2 separate regions of the Homo sapiens genome follow, and region 1 is linked to region 2. A link is a contact called in ENCODE Hi-C data. All regions are on one chromosome and are shown on one strand. Each heading gives the region's core, a stretch centred on a gene start or an enhancer-like site at or near the end of the contact. The rest is flanking DNA. Distances are from core to core; before and after follow the strand shown.

Region 1 (2,700 bases), core at 16-2,515, 87 kb before region 2:
ATGCAACCAGGGAAGCTCTCTCTGAAGAGACCCTGGAACAAGGTTAGATTGAAGTTAGAGAACAGACCAGGTGAGGAAAAATGAATAGACAACTCCTGAAGGTGATCAGAGCTACGAGGAGTAAACAGTGTGACATGCTGGAGAGTAACTTGGGGCCTTATGTGCTCACACTCCAAGAGACATACATTCATGTACACTGTCATTAATGAATATTGTGCTGGATTTGCTTTTCAAATACAAGAGCATGTGTTAAACAGAAGCACGGATTCACTGCTGTTAGGCGGCAAGCCAGATTCATTTGTAATAAACAGACGGCATCTGCAAAGATAAATCCAATGAGCTTCTTGTCTTCTAGCCTCCTGCCAAAAATGCTGCTCCCGCCTCACCTCTTGCCCTCGAGGCTCTCATTCCCTCTCCCAGCTTTTGGTAGGGCCAGACTTCCGCTGGAATGATCCCCTAAAACAACAGCAGGACCTAGAGAGTCCTTCTTCAAAGACGGCACCTAGAGTGATGCTCTCCGAGCAGTGAAAGACAGGACCCACGTCACAAGCGTACCCTCTCCAGCTCCCTCCACAGAGAAAATTACTGAGACTCGCATTTTAGACCCGAGGGAATGGAGGCCGAGGGCAGCGAGGCGACAGCTCCAGGTTAGAGCCAGAGACAGGGACCTCTCCTTACAACTCCTGTCCTGGATTCAGGACCCTGGGTAGGAAGTGATTAGCCCTGCCCTCTCACCTCACCCTCTCCCGGGATCTCCATAACCTAGGGCATCAAAAGGGAGAAGCACAGAGTCCCGGCATCCGCCGTATTACAGCGGATGGGTGCATGCGGGCGGTGACCCGAGCTCGCGCGGGCTGCGGAACCCTCCACTCACCAACGCCGGCGCCGCCATGGGCCCAGGGGGCTGGGTGAGGCCGTGAGAGTCGGCGAGGAAGCCGGTCCTGCGGGCTCGGCCGACCCCGGGCTCCGGCTCTGGGCTGCGAGGGACCTCAGTCCCCGCCGTCGTGTAAAATGCACACAAGGTTCGCGGCGCCGCCTCTGCGCGCCGTGAGGACACAGGGCTGTCGCCAAGGCCCCAGGAAGGGTTTTGCAGACGCTTGTGGGGGTGGGATCGCGGCTGACATAAAAGCGTGTAAGTGGGTCCTATCCTCCTCACTGTCCGTCTCTACTCGGTCTCGAAAAGTGGCCCCTGTCTGGCGTTCTACCCAGTGTAGCGTTGGCAACCACAGCAGCCGCAACCTAACGGCGGACGAAGACTGGACGCCGGAAGTCCCGCCCACGCCGCTACGGGAACGCCCCTCTGCGCCTTCCGTCTATGGCTTGGGGTCGGCTTCCGTCCCTTGTAGCACTGCCTTCTGGGTAATGTAGTTTGACGGAATCCGGGTGGTACCTGGAGCGCACTTTCTGTTCTCGGTGAGGCGGCTTCTCAAGGCTCCCAAGAAAGGGATTGGCTTCACCTCTTCTTAAAGGAGAGGCACACAGAGTTCCGTGGAAATTATCTGAGGCAATGACCCACTCTCAAATGTCTCTACCAGGCAACTCACGCCTTGACTTTCCTCCCTGTGTATCCCTGCGCCAGCAGTTCATCTCTCTGAGCCTTGAGATGGAGATTCCTAAGGAAAATGAAGATAATTATTTAATATGATAATATTAAAATTTCCCCTATCAGTAATTTTCAGATGACATCAGCATTACCTGCGAATTTGTTACCAATGCAAGTTCTTAGTCCCCACCCACTGAATCAGGTACTCTGGGGGGTGGGACCCAGCCCTCTGCTTAACTTGTCCAGGAAAAGTGGATGCTGCAAAACATTTGAGAACCAGACTCTTTAAATTCCAGTAAATAAATGAGACAAAGCCACCTGTTTGGTGGGAAGTAACTAAGAATTGCTTAGCACTGGGCCTGGAACATACCGATAAGAACATAAGAGCTATTGCTGTCATTATTAATATTCTGTATTATTGGCAACATCATCACAATACACTGCTAGGGGAGGGTCTGAGATACTTCTTTGCAGACTCTGATATTTGTCAAAACAAATACGTTGACTGATTCAACAGGAGCCTCATGAATACTGTTTAAATTTTACATAATAATACGTTGCAGCATTTGGCGTATGCATCTTTTTAAAACGGTATATGCAGGAGGGTTTCCTAATATACAGGTAGACCTATTGCCCAAGGGATACTTTCTTACATGATTCAAAACTTAGGATCACTGAGACTAATTACCTGCAGCCCTAAGGGAAGAGTGGAGTTGACATGGTTTCTAGTTTGTGATGTAAGATGGCGTGTCACTGTTCATCTCTAATTCACAGCAACCAGGATCTGACCCCTCCCCATCTGCCCCTCCAGCCCCCAGGGAAGCCAGAACCAGGCACAAACCAGATGGCCCAGCTTATGCCCAGCAACTCAGGGTCACCAGATCTTGTCTCATCAAGACACTTTCAGCCCACCACCCAAACCTGTAGCCCACATGAAGAGGGCAATAATCCTGGACACTGTGAAAAGTAAAAGCATTACATCCAAAGAGGCATCCCCAGGATGGAGCAGAAATAAGAAAACATAATGAAGACACAATTTTGCAATCACTTCTGCCTATATTCCATGGCCTACAAACCACTCAAATAGCTCCACATGTAAGAGAAGCCAGGATGTGCTGTCCTCCAGAGCATCCAGAAAGAGATAATGGGACTGATAA
Region 2 (2,700 bases), core at 28-2,527:
GTGAAAACATGTCAAATTGTAAGACCATTGATGCTAGGAAGAAACTGCATCAACTAACGAGCAAAATAACCAGCTAACATCATAATGACAGGATAAAATTCACACATAACAATATTAACCTTAAATGTAAATGGCTACAGACACAGATTGGCAAATTGGATAAAGAGTCAAGACCCATCAGTGTGCTGTATTCAGGAGACCCATCTCAGGTGCAGAGACACACATAGGCTCAAAACAAAGGGATGGAGGAAGATCTACCAAGCAAATGGAAAACAAAAAAAAAGCAGGGGCTGCAATTCTAGTCTCTGATAAAACAGACTTTAAACCAACAAAGATCAAAAGAGACAAAGAAGGCCATTACATAATGGTAAAGGGATCAATTCAACAAGAAGAGCTAACTATCCTAAATATATATATGCACCCAATACAGGAGCACCCAGATTCACAAAGCAAGTCCTTAGAGACCTACAAAGAGACTTAGACTCCCACACAATAATAATGGGAGACTTTAACACCCCACTGTCAACATTAGACAGATCAATGAGACGGAAAGTTAAAAGGATGTCCAGGAATTGAATTCAGCTCTGCACCATGCGGACCTAATAGACATCTACAGAACTCTCCACCCCAAATCAATGATATACATTCTTCTCAGCACCACACCACACCTATTCCAAAACTGACCACACAGTTGGAAGTGAAGCACTCCTCAGCAAATGTAAAAGAACAGAAATTATAACAAACTGTCTCTCAGAACACAGTGCAATCAAACTAGAACTCAGGATTAAGATACTCACTCAAGGAGGAGCCAAGATGCCCGAATAGGAACAGCTCCTGTCTACAGCTCCAGTCTACAGCTCCCAGCGTGAGCGACGCAGAAGACGGGTGATTTCTGCATTTCCAGCTGAGGTACCGGGTTCATCTCACTAGGGAGTGCCAGACAGTGGGCGCAGGTCAGTGGGAGCGAGCACCATGCGCGAGCCGAAGCAGGGCGAGGCATTGCCTCACTTGGGAAGCGCAAGGGGTCAGGGAGTTCCCTTTCTGAGTCAAAGAAAGGGGTGACGGACGGCACCTGGAAAATCGGGTCACTCCTACCCAAATACTGCGCCTTTCCGACGGGCTTAAAAAACGGCGCACCACGAGAATATATCCCGCACCTGGCTCGGAGGGTCCTACGCCCACGGAGTCTCGCTGATTGCTAGCACAGCAGTCTGAGATCAAACTGCAAGGCGGCAGCGAGGCTGGGGGAGGGGCGCCCGCCATTGCCCAGGCTTGATTAGGTAAACAAAGCAGCCAGGAAGCTCGAACTGGGTGGAGCCCACCACAGCTCAAGGAGGCCTGCCTGCCTCAGTAGGCTCCACCTCTGGGGGCAGGGCACAGACAAACAAAAAGACAGCAGTAACCTCTGCAGACTTAAATGTCCCTGTCTGACAGCTTTGAAGAGAGCAGTGGTTCTCCCAGCATGCAGCTGGAGATCTGAGAACGGGCAGACTGCCTCCTCAAGTGGGTCCCTGACCCCTGACCCCCGAGCAGCCTAACTCGGAGGCACCCCCTAGCAGGGGCACACTGACATCTCACACGGCAGGGTATTCCAACAGACCTGCAGCTGAGGGTCCTCTCTGTTAGAAGGAAAACTAACAAACAGAAAGGACATCCACACCAAAAACCCATCTGTACATCACCATCATCAAAGACCAAAAGTAGATAAAACCACAAAGATGGGGAAAAAACAGAACAGAAAAACTGGAAACTCTAAAAAGCAGAGCGCCTCTCCTCCTCCAAAGGAACGCAATTCCTCACCAGCAACGGAACAAAGCTGGATGGAGAATGACTTTGACGAGCTGAGAGAAGAAGGTGTCAGACGATCAAATTACCCTGAGCTAGGGGAAGACATTCAAACCAAAGGCAAAGAAGTTGAAAACTTTGAAAAAAATTTAGAAGAATGTATAACTAGAATAACTAATACAGAGAAGTGCTTAAAGGAGCTGATGGAGCTGAAAACCAAGGCTCAAGAACTACGTGAAGAATGCAGAAGCCTCAGGAGCCGATGCGATCAACTGGAAGAAAGGGTATCAGCAATGGAAGATGAAATGAATGAAATGAAGCGAGAAGGGAAGTTTAGAGAAAAAAGAATAAAAAGAAATGAGCAAAGCCTCCAAGAAATATGGGACTATGTGAAAAGACCAAATCTACGTCTGATTGGTGTACCTGAAAGTGATGGGGAGAATGGAACCAAGTTGGAAAACACTCTGCAGGATATTATCCAGGAGAACTTCCCCAATCTAGCAAGGCAGGCCAACGTTCAGATTCAGGAAATACAGAGAACGCCACAAAGATACTCCTCAAGAAGAGCAACTCCAAGACACATAATTGTCAGATTCACCAAAGTTGAAATGAAGGAAAAAATGTTAAGGGCAGCCAGAGAGAAAGGTCGGGTTACCCTCAAAGGGAAGCCCATCAGACTAACAGCGGATCTCTCAGCAGAAACCCTACAAGCCAGAAGAGAGTGGGGGCCAATATTCAACATTCTTAAAAGAATTTTCAACGCAGAATTTCATATCCAGCCAAACTAGGCTTCATAAGTGAAGGAGAAATAAAATACTTTACAGACACGCAAATGCTGAGAGATTTTGTCACCACCAGGCCTGCCTTACAAGAGCTCCTGAAGGAAGCACTAAACATGGAAAGGAACAACCAGTC

The links. Hi-C counts contacts between places; a loop is a spot of excess contacts on that map. Pooled maps may share reads with other maps.
Region 1: a map of CD8-positive, alpha-beta T cell shows a loop between it and region 2 (2.3-fold over the local background). The contact joins the promoter of ZNF599 here to the promoter of LINC03049 in region 2. A Hi-C loop is called at or near these places in 1 of 168 maps with a recorded cell type or tissue (CD8-positive, alpha-beta T cell) and 4 of 50 pooled maps.

The regions. Positions count from the first base shown.
Region 1 is chr19:34,771,950-34,774,649 of GRCh38, forward strand. It overlaps ZNF599 (zinc finger protein 599), which reads right to left and starts at 1,266. Exons shown (of 4, transcript NM_001007248.3): 1 at 875-1,266. The coding sequence starts at 892. It overlaps LOC124904696 (a long non-coding RNA gene), which reads left to right and starts at 1,398. Exons shown (of 2, transcript XR_007067234.1): 1 at 1,398-1,745; 2 at 2,318-2,700. RefSeq lists a silencer at 917-976 and an enhancer at 1,087-1,196.
Region 2 is chr19:34,859,377-34,862,076 of GRCh38, forward strand. LINC03049 (long intergenic non-protein coding RNA 3049) reads right to left here and starts at 1,278. Exons shown (of 4, transcript NR_182286.1): 1 at 1,073-1,278; 2 at 798-926. RefSeq lists an enhancer at 1,079-1,644.